2 separate regions of the Homo sapiens genome follow, and region 1 is linked to region 2. Evidence: chromatin loops called from intact Hi-C (ENCODE). Cell type or tissue: ascending aorta. All regions are shown on one strand. Each heading gives the region's core, and the rest is flanking DNA. Links, peaks and the distances in the headings are about the cores only.

What was found. Peaks named below come from ENCODE experiments on the same cell type or tissue, not always from the same donor. Only the 100,000 strongest peaks of a DNase experiment are listed, where the experiment ranks them.
Region 1: it touches region 2 in a loop (2.8-fold over the local background); 4 of 110 quality-filtered maps call a loop at or near these places.

Annotation. Positions count from the first base shown.
Region 1 is chr6:139,602,168-139,610,507 of GRCh38, reverse strand. No RefSeq gene overlaps it. Among named protein-coding and RNA genes, the nearest start is that of LINC01625, 130 kb to the right of the region's middle. In ascending aorta, for the core only: no CTCF peak of the experiment used is centred there; a DNase peak (open chromatin) is centred at 4,977.
Region 2 is chr6:139,536,349-139,544,688 of GRCh38, reverse strand. It overlaps LOC105378024 (a long non-coding RNA gene), which reads right to left and starts at 147. Exons shown (of 2, transcript XR_943068.3): 1 at 1-147. In ascending aorta, for the core only: no CTCF peak of the experiment used is centred there; DNase peaks (open chromatin) are centred at 4,228 and 4,748; H3K27ac peaks cover 1,975 bases.

The DNA.
Region 1 (8,340 bases), core at 220-8,219, 66 kb before region 2:
CTATACCTTTAACCTTCCTCTCCTTTCTGACTTTCCCACTTCAACCTGCAAATATTCCCACATGCTTCACATTCACTACAAACCCTCCTTTGACCTTGGATCCACCTCCTGCTACCAACCAGTCTATCACTTCTGCATCTCTATTCATACAGAATATCTCTCTCCTCTTCCCTCTCACTCTGCAGACATTTACTCCTCCTTTTAGAATCATTCCATAGTTGTAACACCATCCATCTCCCACCCCCCAATAAGAGTAGTAAACATCCCTCATTGCCTCACAGAATTACCCCAAATACCCTATTGGTGTTATCAGTTTACCTCAACAGCCTTGAAAGTAGACCTAGGAGGCTTGGCCGACAAAGAAAGAGATATACATTGATTCCTTAGGGAATAAATGAATGCACCAGTTCTAGACAAACACATATGAAAAAGAACTAATATGATTATGTGTTATAACCTTGATAGGTACATTTTGTTGTTGAAACTTAAAATTTTTCAGATGAATAAGGCCAAGTCAGTAATCTCTTTGGCCCTGAATTCTGTGTAGGCAAAAATGTGTAAACTCCCACATGGAAATACTAGCCATAGTCTCGGTGCCCTCCAATCAGTAATACAATTGATAACACATATTTTTCCCTGGGCCATTTGGTCTAATCTTTCTATGATCTACATAACTTCTCTTGACTTTTTCATTCTAGAGTCTATACTCTAGATATTCCATACACAGACCAGCACACTGCCATGGGCATCCCTGGACTGTCACTTAGTCTTTCTATCTATGCGTACTGTTTTACCCACTGTCACAAAACTTCAGACACAGAACAGTCTGGAGAGGTAAGCTCTGTTTATCCAAGATCACATATTTTGTTGATTTTTTTTTTAGTTGGGGATTTTTTGAAAGTTTAAAATTTTTTATTTTGTATATCTTATTTATTTATTTGTTTATTTATTTGGAGTGCAGTGGCGCCATCTCAGCTCACTGCAACCTCTGCCTCCTGAGTTCAAGCAATTCCCCTGCCTTAGCCTCTTGAGTAGCTGGTGCACACCACCATGCCCAGCTAATTTTTTTTTATTTTAGTAGAGACGGGGTTTCACTATATTGGCCAGGATGGTTTTGATCTCCTGACCTCGTTATCCACCTGCCTTGGCCTCCCAAAGTGCTGGGAGTACAGGCGTAAGCCACTGTGCCCGGCCTGTATATCTTATTTTTTTAAGCCACCCTTCATTGAGACTTATTGTGGGATAGAACTAGAACATGAGCTTGGCTTACATTTTCTCATTCAGACTTTACCACAATCCTATCAAGTTCACACTACGATTATAAATTTCATCCCCATTTTACAATTGAGAAAACTGAGGTATAAGGAAATTAAGAAAGTTAATCTAAACCACATAGCTGGTAAGGTCTTGAGTCAGAACAGCTGTTTCCAAAGCAGACACTCTTAACCAATACTCTACAATGTCTCATGGAAAATCCGAGAATAGATATTCAGAGGAAAAACTGATGATAGATACTCATGTGTATTTAAAAAGAGAATGAGGCCTGGGAATATATTTCCTTATTATTTATAGAGTGTGTAAGTTTTTAAAAATGTAGAATAATAACATAGGGAACAGAAGAAAAGAAAAATACCCTAAAGATTTCTAAAAGAACATTTTGACCGAAAGAGGCTTTTCTAAGCAAGTAGTTTACTCCTGGGCCATTAGTCATGGATTTAGATTTTCTTTTGAGCTATTGATTAGCAAGTGAAATGCAATTTACAGATTTTGTTAATCATTGTTCTCTTGGTGAGCAAATTTTTCAATCTGTTTCAAAAACAGTCAAGTAATAGAACTAAAAAACCCCAAGCCAAGTTGGATGGGAGAGAAGAGTACTCAAACATTTGCACTGACATCATTGTTTACCTAGTGGAGACCCTCCTAACATTCTAGGAAGAATAACTCCTTCAGGAAGGGTTTCTGTTCTCAGAAAAACATTCCACAAACCTTTATAATTAAGAAGGAAATGCAAGGCCCAAGAGACTTTTCCTTATCAGCAAAGTCATCCTAAATGTATATAAATTTATTCTCTAAAATAATCAAGAAAGAGGATATTTTAAATATAAATAAATGAAGGATTTTTTGTTTCCTATTACATGAATCCATCTCCATCCTGTCTTTGAGTTAATCATCATCAAATTGCACTAAATCAGAGATGGCAGGGGCTGCGCCTGGCTGGATACCAGTGTTTCTCAGTGTTTGGTTATACTGGAAATGTCTTTGGAATGAGCTTAATCTGAAAGATTTTTGACCAGTAATTCTCTTAGAGTTCTAAACAGCAGAGGTTTTTTTGGTGGGGAGAGTAGGGTGGGGAGATGAAGGGATCTCTGTGTGTGATACATATTTTCTTCTTAAATCAAAAATAAGATGGCATCAAGAATTTCTCTCCAATTTTCTCTGTCTCTCTCATGCGCGCGCGCACACACACACACACACACACACACACACACACACTCCCTCCTCCCATCACAACACTTCTGCTGTTGGGAAGTCTAAGAGAATTGGGAAAAGGAGGAAGGAGTGGTGAGGGGAGGGAGACATTTACTTTCTGCACTGTTTGCTTTTTTAACCATGTTTATGTGATTCTTTTGGGGTAAAATAATAACTTTTTTGAACCCTGAACAAAATGAAAAGGCAAAAAGACTCACAGCTACACAGTCAGCTGTTGTAATAAAGAAGGTAGAAGGGAAGTACAAGCAAAATATTCCAGGTTGGCAGTGTCATCTGTATTATTCTTTGGCTGAAAGGCGAAGTTTCTCCTGAGGGTTTAGGTTGTTTGCCCAACTAAGGGGTGGGGTGAAGGATAAGGAAGGCAGATTTGCGTCTATAGCTGATTGGCAGTTTCTGTGAGGAATTATCCACTCCAATAAATTTTGTTATTTCTGCAGTTTCTTTCTCAGAGTTGATGGTACTCTTTACTCTTGGGTGGGGGGTGGTGTGGGGAATGGGATGTTGTTTCTGGTGACTGCTGGGAGAAGAGAGTAGGGGGTAGCTGTTTGAGAGACTGAAAAGGTTCTGGGAGAATGGAATGTTGTTGTTCCTTCATTTTTGAAACCACTCTTCTTTTTGATCGTGTTTGTACTTTAAAATTTCACACTGTGGTCAAACTAGGCAAGGTATAATTTAACATGTCCCCTATAAACACTGGACAACTGCACTTGCCTGTATGCACACAGGCACACAATTTTTATATAGACATTTGTGGGGGAAAAAAATCACATTTTAATTAACAACCAGAATGTGAAAAGGCAAATATTTTAAATGCCACCTATTTTTTTTTTTGCTTTTCCTACAGTTTTTCTATTTAATGGAGATAACATATAAACCCAAGTGCTGTCTTTCTCTCCTTCTCAACTATAATTTAGAATCACACTGAAGAAGAAAGTTGTAAATAAGACAAAGTTAAAATTTATATTTCACATCAAGCATTCAACTGTAATGTAAAGAAAAGCAAACTTTAAGTTTACTGAAAAGGAATATTCCAGCAATTACCAAAAGATTCCACAGCTGTTAAACTAGAGAAACTATTTTTTCTTTCTTGGATTCCAACTCATCATCTCTCACAATTACCTCATAACTAATCAAAGCTTTTATGAAAACGTTAGTAGCCAAAAGAGCCACTTTGATTGCCTTCATTCCATTGACACACTATTTACAGGCGTGTTTATTGCCACTAATAACTTTCTTTTTTAATTTTAAAATTTCTTCACTTGAAATCTGCTTTAAAAACAACAATAAAATATATTCTAAAATATTCACATAGTATTTAGATAGAACATCAATTTTCTAGGGCATTTCTTTACAACATGTAAGGAAAATGTACTCAGGGAAAGGGATGCAGTTCTTGATCTTGAAGACGGCAGCATCAAGCTTTCTTCGAGCATCTTCTTCTTTGAGGACGCACTGCTTGGAAGAGCTATTATAAGAATGTATGCACCGGGCGCAGTGGCTCACGCCTGTAATCCCAGCACTTTGGGCAGCTGAGGCAGGCGGGTCACTAGGTGAAGAGATTGAGACCATCCTGGCCAACATGATGAAACCCCATCTGTACTAAAAATACAAAAATTACCTGGGCATGGTGGTGCGTGCCTGTAGTCCCAGATACTGCAGAGGCTGAGGCAGGAGAATTGCTTGATCCTGGGAGGTGGAGGTTGCAGTGAGCCAAGATCGTGCCACTATACTCTAGCCTGGTGACAGAGTGAGACTCCATCTCAAAAAAAAAAAAAAAAAAAAAAAAGAATATGTGTATGTGACTTATAGACATCTATGATAAATAGCCATGCCTAAATTAGACTGTGTCCGTCCATGCTTTCATACATTCACCAAGTATTTGACCAAGACTTTATGCTGTTTTGCTAATACAACCATGTATCAAACATAAATACTACTCTTAATTTGCACGCAATCTAATAAGAACTTTAAAGAATAGTGTTTCTTGGCTAGGCGCGGTGGTTCATGCCTGTAATCCCAGCACTTTGGGAGGCCAAGATGGGTGGATCATTTGAGGTCAGGAGTTCGAGACCAGCCTGGCCAACATGGTGAAACCCCGCCTCTACTAAAAATTCAAAAATTAGCTGGGCGTTGTGGCGGGCGCCTGTTGTCCCAGCTACCTGGGAGGCTGGGGCAGGAGAATCGCTTGAACTTGGGAGGTGGATGTTGCAGTGAGCCAAGATCACACCACTCTACTCCAGCCTGAACGACAGAGCGAGACTCTGTCTCAAAAAAAAAACAATAAACAAAAAAAACCAGAATAGTGTTTCTTGCCACTAGATCCTAGGCCTTTGCATCAGTCGGCTGTTAGCACAATGCTGCATAACAACAACAAAACCTTGACATTTTAGTGGTTTGCAAAAGTAAGCATTTATCTCTTGCTCAATATCTGTGGATAGGGTTCAGCTTACGTAGGCTTGAGTCAGCTGGACTTGGCTCCAAACTTTGAATTGGGTCCAAACGTGCTAATTCCTCTATAAACCAGTGGCTATCCAAGGCATGTTCTTTATGAAGCAAAAGGAAAGAGCACAAAAGGGAAAGTTCCACTGCACAATTCAAACATCTGCTCCTGTCACCTCTGCTGACATCTCACTGGCCAAAACAAATCACATGGCCAAGGCCAGCACCAATGGGACGGGGAAGTATACTCCATAGGAAATAATAGCCATAATAAAGACAGAAGAGAGTGAATACTTGCTGGACAAAATCCAATCTCCCCAAAATCCTCTTCTCTTTTCATATCATTCTTTCTCTAAGAGATCTCATCAAATCCAGAGATTTCCTTCCTATCTATGTATAGATAATTCGCTAATTTATATCTCCAGCTGAGAACTCTCTTCTCAGTTCTAAACCAAGTTTTAAAACCAAGAAACTACTTGATAATTGTACTGGGATATCTCAAAGATACTCCAAAGTTAATATGTCTTAAATAAAAATCATGCTAACCCCCACCATCTATCATAGACCAAAGTGGTATTCTCCTGGTATTCTCCATGTCAGTGAGTACCACATTATCTATTCAAACCAGAAATCTAAGAATCTATACTATTCCCTCTCCTTCAACCTTCAAATCCAATTGATTGCCAAGACCTATTTTACCTTCATCTTTTCTCTTCATCTTTATCAGCATCCTACTCTACCCTACCAACATCTCACACCTGATATCACTTAATATCTATTAACCAGTGTACCCACTTTCATACTGGTCCTATTTAATTGGTTTTCCATTTAGAGTATCATTTTTTTGAAAGGCAAATCTAATCATGTGACCATTCCTGCTTAACTCTCTTTAACGGTTTGGTGGTTTTTAAATATGCCCCAAATTATTTGATGTTACTTCTTTTAAAAGTGAAGCCTAGTTCTCCTCTCCTTAATAAAATGTGGAACGGAATTAGCTACTTTTTTTTTTTTTTGAGATGAAGTCTCGCTCTTGTTGCCCAGGCTGGAGTGCAATGGCATGATCTTGGCTCGCTGCAACCTCCACCTCCCAGGTTCAAGTGATTCTCCTGCCTTAGCCTCCCAAGTAGCTGGGATTACAGGCATGCGCCACCACGCCTGGCTAATTTTCGTATTTTTAGTAGAGATGGGGTTTCCACCATGTTGGCCAGGCTGGTCTCAAACTCCTGACCTCAGGCTATCTGCCCATCTCAGCCTCCCAAAGTGCTGAGATTACAGGTGTGAGCCACCACGCCCGGCCCTAGTTACTTATTTTTAACAAATAGATGTGATGGAAGTGCAATGTGACTTCTGAGGCTAAGCTTTTAAAAATATACCTTTGCCTCTCTCTCTCTCTCTTTCTCCCTCTCTCTGTCTCTGTCTCTCTCTCTCTTTCTCTGTTTCTCTCTTTCTCTCTCTCTCATTACTTACTCTCGGAGAAGACAGCTACCATGGCATGGAAATTCAAGCAGCCTTATGGAGAAGTAGCTCAAGCTTCTCACCAACAGTCAAAACTAATTTTCCAACGACGTGAGCCACCTTATAAGCAGATCCGTCGCCCTAGTCAAGACTTCAGATGACTTCAGCCCTGTAAGATATCTTGTCAGCAACTTTCTGAGAGACCTAAAGCTAGAGCTGCCTGGCTAAGCTGCTCCTGGATTCCTGACCCACAGAAACTGAGATACTAAATGTTTATAATTGTTTTAAGCCACTAAGTTTGAGGATAAATTGTTATGCAATAGTGGATAACTTCCCATTCCTCTTAGGAGAAAGAGCAAAATGCTTAACCCCCTTCTCCAGACACATCCCATAACCTTTCCCACCCACTCTCTGCCTCCCAGACATGCAGATCTTCCTTCCGTCCTTTGGACACACGATGTTCCTTTCTCCCACAGAGCTTTTGCTCATTATCTTCTGATTTTGCAATAAAGGTATTTCTTTCTATCTTCACCACATTATACCCTATATTGCCACTAAATCTTCGCAACCTTCTTACTTTTCCTGAGATATTTTTCCAGATATTAGTGAACTGGTTAAACTCATATATCATAACCTTTCTCTGCATCATGTAACTCCCCCACTCCATTTACATTAATCATGTGATAATTTGATTTCCATTTCTTCCTCTGTAGACTTCCTGAGAGTTCACTTTGCCCACCATTGAATCCCTAGTACCTGTAATAACGACTGGCTTGGAGTTGGCAGCCAACAAAAATTTGTCGAACGGATGAACGAAATGAAGGAACGTGAGAGGTACACAGGAACCACAATCATATAAGGCAAAACTTGCCATGTTTGGAGTGAGCAGAGCTGGAAGGCCGTACAAATAGGTATCAAGACAGATTGTCTAGTTTACCATTTATGTCCACAATTCCTGTTGCCTCTGTCCTTTCACCTCCCCTTCAAAAGCAGCCTTCCTCTTTCTCCCTGCTTCCCCTTAAAAGTTTCCAAATCCCTTATCTCCATTTTCCTTGCTTGTCAGTATTCACTGGCAACAAAGGGTCAAATAAAGTCATTCACATTGAGGTGCTTATTGTCGGCAGAAAGTCCAACTGTGCAGGGAAGCCCTGGAGGGAAATAGAGGTAGAGGAAATGAGCTGGTTAAGTGGGACAAAAACCCAGGACAGAAGAGAGGCCAGGGTGAGAGTGGACTAGGCTGGAGTCAAATGGAAATGAGGGGGTGGGAGGTAAAGGATAAGGGAGAGGGCAGTGGGGCTAGTTCAGACCCCCGCCCAGCAACTCTCCTAATCCAAGGAAACAAGAAACAGACACAGCTTCCAAGCCATAGGGTGCAATCCGGAGTGTCTGTTGCAAAGCTAGACTGTGAGAATGCCTGTCTGAGGTGACTGAGATAAGGAATAGGAGGCAGGGTCTGGCATTGAAAAAAAGAAGCCTGCAGGAACAGGGCAGGATAAAAGGCCTCCAAATAGTAAGTTTTAGTGGAGACTAGGCACACCTCTGGATGCCAGAAAATTAGAGGAAACAGAGAAACTCTAGATGAAGGAAGAGGGGCCCTTTTATCTAGGGCTCAATAATCTGTAGATTCACCATCTCCATGGGCCTCCTCCCCCTCTACGAGCATGGAAGGCTGTTCTCAGCACTGCATGGCCAGGGGAAGCTCTGGGGGTCTTGTCCAGATGTCCTTACTATGGTTCCACTGGGATAGCTATAGATGATCAAGTATTTACCATCAGTTAGCGGGCTGAGGCATGGGACTGGCTCAGAGGTATATACAGGTAAATGACTAAGAAACTTCTGTTTTGTTTTGTTTTGTTTTGTTTGAGACGGAGTCTCACTCTGTCGCCCAGGCTGGAGTGCAATGGTGCGATCTCAGCTCACTGCAATCTCCGCCTCCTTGGTTCAAGTGATTCTCTG
Region 2 (8,340 bases), core at 304-8,303:
TGATGCAATTAAACTCACATTACTCTAACTTAACAAAGTAGACCTTAGTCTTAAAGAGATTTCCATTCTCCCTAAGAGATGTGAGATATAACATTTGGGCCAGGCGCAGTGGCTCACGCCTGTAATCCCAGCACTACGGGAGGCCAAGACGGGCAGATCACGAGGTCAGAAGATCGAGACCATCTTGGCTAACACGGTGAAACCCCGTCTCTACTAAAAATACAAAAAATCAGCCGGGCGTGGTGGTGGGCCCCTGTAGTCCCAGCTACTCGGGAGGCTGAGGCAGGAGAATGGCGTGAACCCAGGAGGTGGAGATTGCAGCGAGCTGAGATCGCGCCACCGCACTCCAGCCTGGGTGACAGAGCGAGACTGGTCTCAAAAAAAAAAAAAAAAAAAAAAGAAAAAGAAAAGAAAAGAAAGAAAACATTTGAATCTCCATGTCACAGATTAGCAAAGGTAAACCTTGGGGGCATTGAAGGAGGCAGAACAAGGCAGGCAGCCAATTCCAGTGAATAAGGAGTTTCAGAGAGAACATTCTCATCACTTCTGACCAACTCCTTCCCTTATTTTTTGGCCAGGTATGTGGATTCCCCCGCATCTGGCAGGGAAACCCAAACAGAACGTCACTTATGATATATTGATTATTTCTATTTATCTCATTGCTGAAAATGGCTAAGGATAGATTAGAACCATAATTTTATAAACAGAAATTTCTCACTAGTTAAAAGTACCACAGAGCATTCATGTGTTCCTCAAGTTGTTCATTCATTTATGCAATAGTAAAGCACTTTAGGGAATGCAAAAGAAGTAGAAAACAAGACTCAAGGAGGCAAATTTATTAAGAGTTGAATGCTTAAAACACCACACCTCATCTAGGAGTACAGTTACACCACTCTGGAGACTGAAGACAGAGGAGAAAAGTCAATGTTGGGAGGAAGTGGGTGATGAGGGTAGATGAATCTTAACTGGAAACTTCAACAGCACAATGATTTCAAGTTGTTGTTGTTTTGCCTTGGACCCCTTTCCTCAAATGAAATTTTAAGGAAATCCAGTGCAGAGGGTTCTAAGACCTGAGCCTACCTCCCAACACTCTCTACCTCCCCTATTCTTCCCCTGTCATCCCCCACTCTCCAAGTGTTGAGGGCTTGAAAACCACTGAAATATGCAAGGTGAGGGGTACAGAAGAGAAGAACTGCAGCACTCTGAGTGTAGGGAACAGCATGTGTAATTCTGAATAGGAGGTGGTGATAGATTTTCTATTAGCACAATGAACACACCTAGGCACAGTAATATGCTGAAGTAAATTCAGTGGATTATTGGGGATCACTGGAGATTAAGTTGAGGAGTGATGTGAAAAAAATGAACATTTAAGAATATTAACATGACAGCCGTGTGCTGATGATCTACAATAGACAGAGTCCAGTGAGGATCTAATTAGAGTAATTCATGCTAATTGGAGGGCAGAAATAGAGGGCCCTCCAATAGAGCTGCAGCTATAAAAATGGGGGTGCAGCCAATAGGTCTTAGTGATTGAGGGAGTTGGGGATTTAAAGGAAATGCAGTCTAAAAAGTTTTTCTTTTATTTCTTATTGATTGATTGATTGATTTTTTGAGACAGAGTTTCACTCTTGTCACCCAGGCTGGAGTGCAGTGGCATGATCTTGGCTCACTGCATCCTCTGCCTCCCGGGTTCAAGTGATTCTCCTGCCTTAGCCTCCCAAGTAGCTGGGATTATAGGCGCCTGCCATCATGCCCAGCTAATTTTTTGTATTTTTAGTAGAGACGGTGTTTCACCATGTTGGGCAGGCCGGTCTCGAACTCCTGACCTCAGGTGATCCACCCACCTCGGCCTCCCAAAGTGCTGGGATTACAGGTATGAGCCACCTTGCCCGGCATTTTTTTTTTTTTTTTTTTGATCAGGCTATGTGAAGTCTTTATATTGTACATTTGTAGGAATTTGTAATTTTTCTCATGACCATTATCTCTATTATAAATATTTGTGTGATCATTTTACTAATACCTTTCTACCCCTATACTATAAAGTTCCATGACATCAGGGCTCTGCCTGTTTTGTCACCATCGTATCACTAGAACTTAGCATAATAGGTTTATAATAGACAAATACTAGTGAAATTTAAAAACTCAGTAAATGATGGTGTCATCGATATTGCAAAAGAAAAGTAGATGAGTTTGATTTTTATCAGTTTCTTAGATGAGGAAAATAGATCTAAGTGCAAATTCTCACCCTTGCATAAGACTTAGGGATGAAGAGTAGTTGGAATGTCAGTGCCGGGTGTGAAAACTAGGCCATCAACAGCAACTGAAGCCATGAGAATGAATTAGTTCACCCGAGAGGGTGCATTTAAAGACGGAAGAGCACAGTGAGCTGAGGATTCTCATGCAAAAGTCAAATGGAGAACCAGAACAGTCAAAAAAGTAAAGAATACTTCTCTGAGGGTAAATTTGGAATGGTTTGCCATACACCCACACTTTGAGACATTTATAAACTGTAACAGGAAGAAATCCTCTTTCAAAAAAAGTTTAAAACATTAGGGATTTTGGAAGTCGAAATAAAATGTACACTTAATCAAGAGGAGTACAACTCATGTTTAAGTTCCTATCAGAATTCTTCTTCATTTTTATAAAATATGGTTAATCACCGTACCCCAAATGCGAATAGTGCCCTGTTGGAAAACACTGACCATGACACAGAGATTTTTCTTTCCTTGTCTTTCTTCTCTTTCTTCTTGTTCTCTTCTATATCCCACTTTCCTTTAGTAGCAACACATAAAACATCTCTTTCCTAGAATTATAGAAACCACATGAAATTCCATAATCTTATTTGCTGATCTAATTTTTATAGCATTCCACCTAAATCCTCTTATTAAGTATTTTTGTTGTTGCTGCTATTGTTGCAGTGATTTCTTTGTTTTTTGAGTTTTTGTTTTGTTTTGTTCTTTGGTTGGCAGAAAAAGGAGAGAGAAAAATGTTGAATGACACAAAATATAATTCCTTTTTTGTCAAAGAAGGTGCCTGTATCCCCCACCCATTTTTCCCTAGTCCATGCGACAAATAGTTCTTTCTTTTTTTCTTAAAAAGAATCATAGATCCAAGGACATTATTATGACAAAGTTACAATGTGGATTTTCTTCTATGTGATACTTTTTGCTATTTATTCTTATGCAAAATAATGTGTATTTTACTTAGAAAGTAAATAGTTGTGGATTTTGAATACTCACATGTTAAATGCTATAATTTATATATAAAATTTAAATGTCGAAATTCTACAGCTATACTAATATTAATGGCAAGGGGTCTCAGAAAATAAAACTCTAGAAACAAAAAGACCCTGCAACCACCAACAGTATTTCTCCAGGAAAAGCTGCACAGGCGCTTGATCTCAGGCCTCACATAGTGGTTTTATTCCAAAGGAAACACCAAATGACCAAAACTTGCAGTCAGTCCAGGAACAATTCAGAGCCACAGTGATTTTCTGCTAAACCTAGAAGTTAAGCCTCAGAAGACTATGGCTTGGCTCAAAGTTACTTCTTAGCCATGGAAACGTTTTAGAGTTTGTTCATTTATTCATGCATGCAAGGCTCTAAGTGAGCATTTACAATGCATCCAGCAGAGAGGAAAAAGAACCAGTCACTGCTCCCAGGAGATCAAGCTGATGGGAGAGCCCCTCCTAGCCATTCCATCATCTTTTCTGCCTCAACTTCCCAAAGACTTGGCAGGTGTCTGACTGGAAGTGGTTGTTCTTTGCTTCTATCAGTTGTGTTTATGAGCATATACAAACCTTAGAGAGCTATGATTGAACCTCGTTTTCCAAGACTAACACCATTTTTTAGTACCCACATTTATATTTTCTCTCACTCTCATTCTAAATTACAGACGCAGTCAACTCACCTGCCAGAGTTTTGCTTGCCCCAACACTTAGCAAGAAGCTGAATGCATCCAAGGATCCCCACAATCCCAGAACATTCTAAAAATATTGCAGGATGAGAAAGAATTGTCAGCAACTGAGGGAGGAAGTTGTTCAACTTCCACCAAGCATCAGGCTGAGGTGGAATGAGTGGAGACACATGATCAATGAATAAGAAAGAAAATGAGAGAGAAGATGGAGAGGATTAAGAAATAATGATTGAACACATCACCACCGCTTTGCTGGAGCAAGATCAAATACAATGGGCAACGTGACAAGCAAACAGGAAATACTGTGGCGAGTCGCCTGCTCCCCCAAGGCTGAGTAGGCCTCTGTTGCATCAGGGGAAGCAGAGTCAAATCGTGATTTCAGCTTTTCCCAATGTTGCTTTGCACACACACCAACCTCACAACTACCCCACCCTTGTCAACAAATGGGGCATGTCACCCCAGCTTCTATTTATATTATGCTGGTTTGTATGTTCTTTCTTAAAACGTGTAGCTCTCCTATTCTGTAAACATTTATTCTCGTGACCTGTGTGTTTTATCCTACGTTCATACTGAGAATGATCTTCTGGCCAGGTATCTTGCATGGTCTCAACTTGCTTCATAACCTTTCTTAATGCCTAGCAAACCAAAACCACTCAGTAGACGTTGTTGATCACCAAGTAACTGTTTACAGAAAGGAAGAGCGGGCCACACTGTGTATTGCGAGTTAATAATGTGTTCCCAGGCATTGCTCATTGCAGCTGCTCCCTTTAGAAGCAAGAATTCCTGAGCAATGACTGAGCAGACCCTATCGGTGTTCGAGCCAATGACGGCGTCCCTGGAAGGGATGCCCGATCTTGCCTTGCAATCCGGCCAGTTCCCATTGGCTGGGCATTCCGGCTAGCCAGGATTTCTTCTCCTTCCTCAGCATGGCTTTGCTCTTCTTGCTCTACACCTGGAATTTTTTCCCTAATTTAAAACATAGTCATTCTCCATGATATGCTGCCTGTGAAGCACTTCTGTGAGTTTTTCAGGTCTCAAGTGACTAATACTTTTCTCAGCACTTATAATCAGTAATGGTCTGTACTTAGCATCTTAATTTATTTACTTTCCTTCTGTATTGTTCCTTGTTTTCTGTGTCCTTGTCTTCTTCATTTTCTTTTTTTTTTCCTTTCTTTTTTTTTTTTTTTTTCTGAGACAGAGTCTCGCTCTGTCGCCCAGGCTGGAGTGCAGTGGTGCGATCTCAGCTCACTGCAAGCTCCGCCTCCTGGGTTCAAGCCATTCTCCTGCCTCAGTCTCTCAAGCAGCTGTGACTACAGGTGCCCACCACCACGCCCGGGTAATTTTTATATTTTTACTAGAGATGGGGTTTCTCCATGTTGGCCAGGCTGGTCTCAAACTCCTAACCTCAGTTAATCCACCTGCCTCGGCCTCCCAAAGTGCTGGGATTATAAGTGTAAGACACAGTGCCTGGCGTTACTTCCTATCTAGATTCTAAGCAACTTGGGAGCTCACTGCCTTGCAGCATAGCATTATGTTTATATAGGATCAGCAAATGATTGGTGGAATGGGTGGCTCCTCAGTGAACCAGAAACTGGGTAATATTCAAGTGCACCCACACTTGTGTGCGCTAGCCATGCACATGCACATAGTATCATCATGTGCTAGTTACTTTGCATGTTATCTCATTTAATACTCACAGCAACCCAATGGAGGTAGTTACCATTCCCATTTCCGTTTAATTAATGAGAAAAATTTAGAGAAGCTACCTATTTTGCCAAGAGTCACTGTGTTAGAGACAGTGATAGCCTATATGCTTTATTGCTTTTTAACTCCGGTCCATGTCTCCTGTCCCACAGATGTAATCATAACAATGTAACAGCTAATGCTCTTTAAAAAAAAAAAAAAGAAAGAAAGAAAATCTTGATAAAAGTATAACCTGTCTCTCCCATTTACCCTTCCAGTAGTCCACCACCCCCCGAGCCTTTCCCTTTCGCCGTTGCAGTATTGACTGTTCTGAACATATGGGCATTACCCAGTACGCTAGGTCTAAGCCAGGAAATGTCGCTGCGAATAATAATAACAGGATCAACTTCTCAGTGGTGTTAGTGTGAATACGACAACACACTGTATTTTCCAGCAAATGTGTCATCCTTCCACTCATTGACACGAGGACTTGTTCTTCCTGCCTAACTGAGTCAGTCACAATCCCAGCATTTCAACGGATGTGTTGTGAACCTCCTGTGAAGAAAAAATGTCAACATAAACAGTACCCAATAGTGAGAACTATAAGGTTTTCAGGCTCTCGACAGGGATTAGATTGCTTGATTCTGAAGCTTCTGAGACATAGATACCACAAAGAGTGTGACAATTGCCAATTGACAGCTGAAAGACACCAAGGCTGAGGGAAGTTAAGTGATTTACGCAAGGTGAATAAGTTAGTAAGTGGGAGAGCCTTTACTAGAACCAGGTTTTTTGTTTGTTTGTTTTTTTGAGACAGTCTTGCTCTGTTGCCCAGGCTGCAGTGCAGTGGCCCGATCTCTGCTGACTGCCACCTCCGCCTCCCAAGTTCAAACAATTCTCCTGTCTCAGCCTCCCAAGTAGCTGGGATTACAGGCATGCACCACCATGCCTGGGTAATTTTTGTGTTTTTAGTAGAGATGGGGTTTCACCATGTTAGCCAGGCTGGTCTAGAACCACTGACCTGAAGTGATCCACCTGCCCCAGCCTCCCGAAGTGCTAGGATTACAGGCGTGAGCTACTGCGCCCAGCCTAGGGTTTTGTTGTTGTTGTTGTTGTTGTTGTTGTTTTAATTTTTATTTCTTTATTTATGAGACAGAGTCTCACTTTGTCACCCAGGCTGGAGTGCAGTGGCACAATCTCAATTCACTGCAGCCTCAAACTCCCCAGGCTCAAGTGATCCTCCCACCTCAGCCTCCTAAGTAGCTGGGACTACAGGCATGTGCCACCACACCCAGCTAATTTTTTATTTTTTGTAAAGATGATGTCTCACTATGTTGCCCAGGCTGGTCTCGAACTCCTGGGATCAAGTGATCCACCCACCTCGGCCTCCCAAAGTGAGGGATTACAGGCGTGAGCCACCACGGCTGGCCTATGTTTTTCAAATTGTCATCTTTCTCCCACATGTCTGGAGAGGAAGAGTCGAATGAAATAGAACTATTCATACGACAGGGCCTGGACAAGGGTAAATGTGCACAAGAAGCTAAGAGCTCTCAGGAGTGTGGAGAGAAGCCCCCTTTAGCAAGAGAAGAAAGATCCTAACACAGCCCAGGGCAGGAGACAGGGAGGGAGGGCAGAAGAGTGGGCACCTGCAACTTGGAACTTGGCAGGAGAGACTGTTCTCCAATGTTCCTGTTCAGAAAGCAAATGTATTTGAAATGCTGAGGACTCCACATATATTCTGTTAATAATTTACCAACTGAAACCATTAAAGATGTTGACAAAAGACAAAAGCTTTTCCATTTACTATGGGTGTCTGTGGGTGATTTGAAACCACTCATTACCTTTATAAGCTCCTGGGTTAGTTCTGGGTGTCCCGGCTAATTGGCAACAGCAAGAGGCACCTTGGACCAGCAGCGGATAGAGTTTTGGTTTGAACATGCGACTACCCTGATTCCACATTCAGGCGTTTTGTCATGAATTCACCGAGGGACTGTTGGTCCAGGCCTCTGTAGGCAAATTATATTTGCCAATAGATGACATTTATAGTGTAACTGGATATCCCTGGATGAGAAGCTAAAAATGAAAAAGTAAATATGTTTTCCCAGAAGAAGCCCATCAAGATGTCACCAGAGTTGAACACACAATGGAAGCAAGGAAGTAGAACATTCCTGTAATCAAATAATGTTATTCTTTCAGAGACTTCGAAGTATACAGGGACCAAAATTCCTGAAGTGAAAGGAACAAACTGCTCTTACTGAGCAGGATGAATGAATTCTCTCAAGCTATGATTTGTAAATAAGGCCCAAGCAGTACAGTACTTGCTATTTTAAAGTTCTGGATTCTTGTTCCATTTCTGCCACCCCCAGGCTCCTTGGATAAGTGTATCAGTTAGGATGCATTTTGGCTACAAATTACACAAAAATGCAACTAAAGTAGTTTAAACAGTGAGAACACTTATCATTTTTTATGGCATGAGGGCCAGAGTTATGAAAGTTCCAGGACAGTTAGGTTGGCAGCTCCATGATCTGTGACCATCTTTCCAGTCCGTCACACCTCATGGACAAGGTCATCCTTACAGGCTAGCTTCCTCCATGGCCCTAAGACAGTTACTGGAATGTCCACGCCACACAGAGATACTGAGGTCCAGAGGTGGGAAGGGAATGTCCACTAGGTGTGTCTCTTTGGAAAGTGAAGAAAACTTTCCAAAAAGCTTGGTCAGACCATATTACATACCTAAGCATAAAC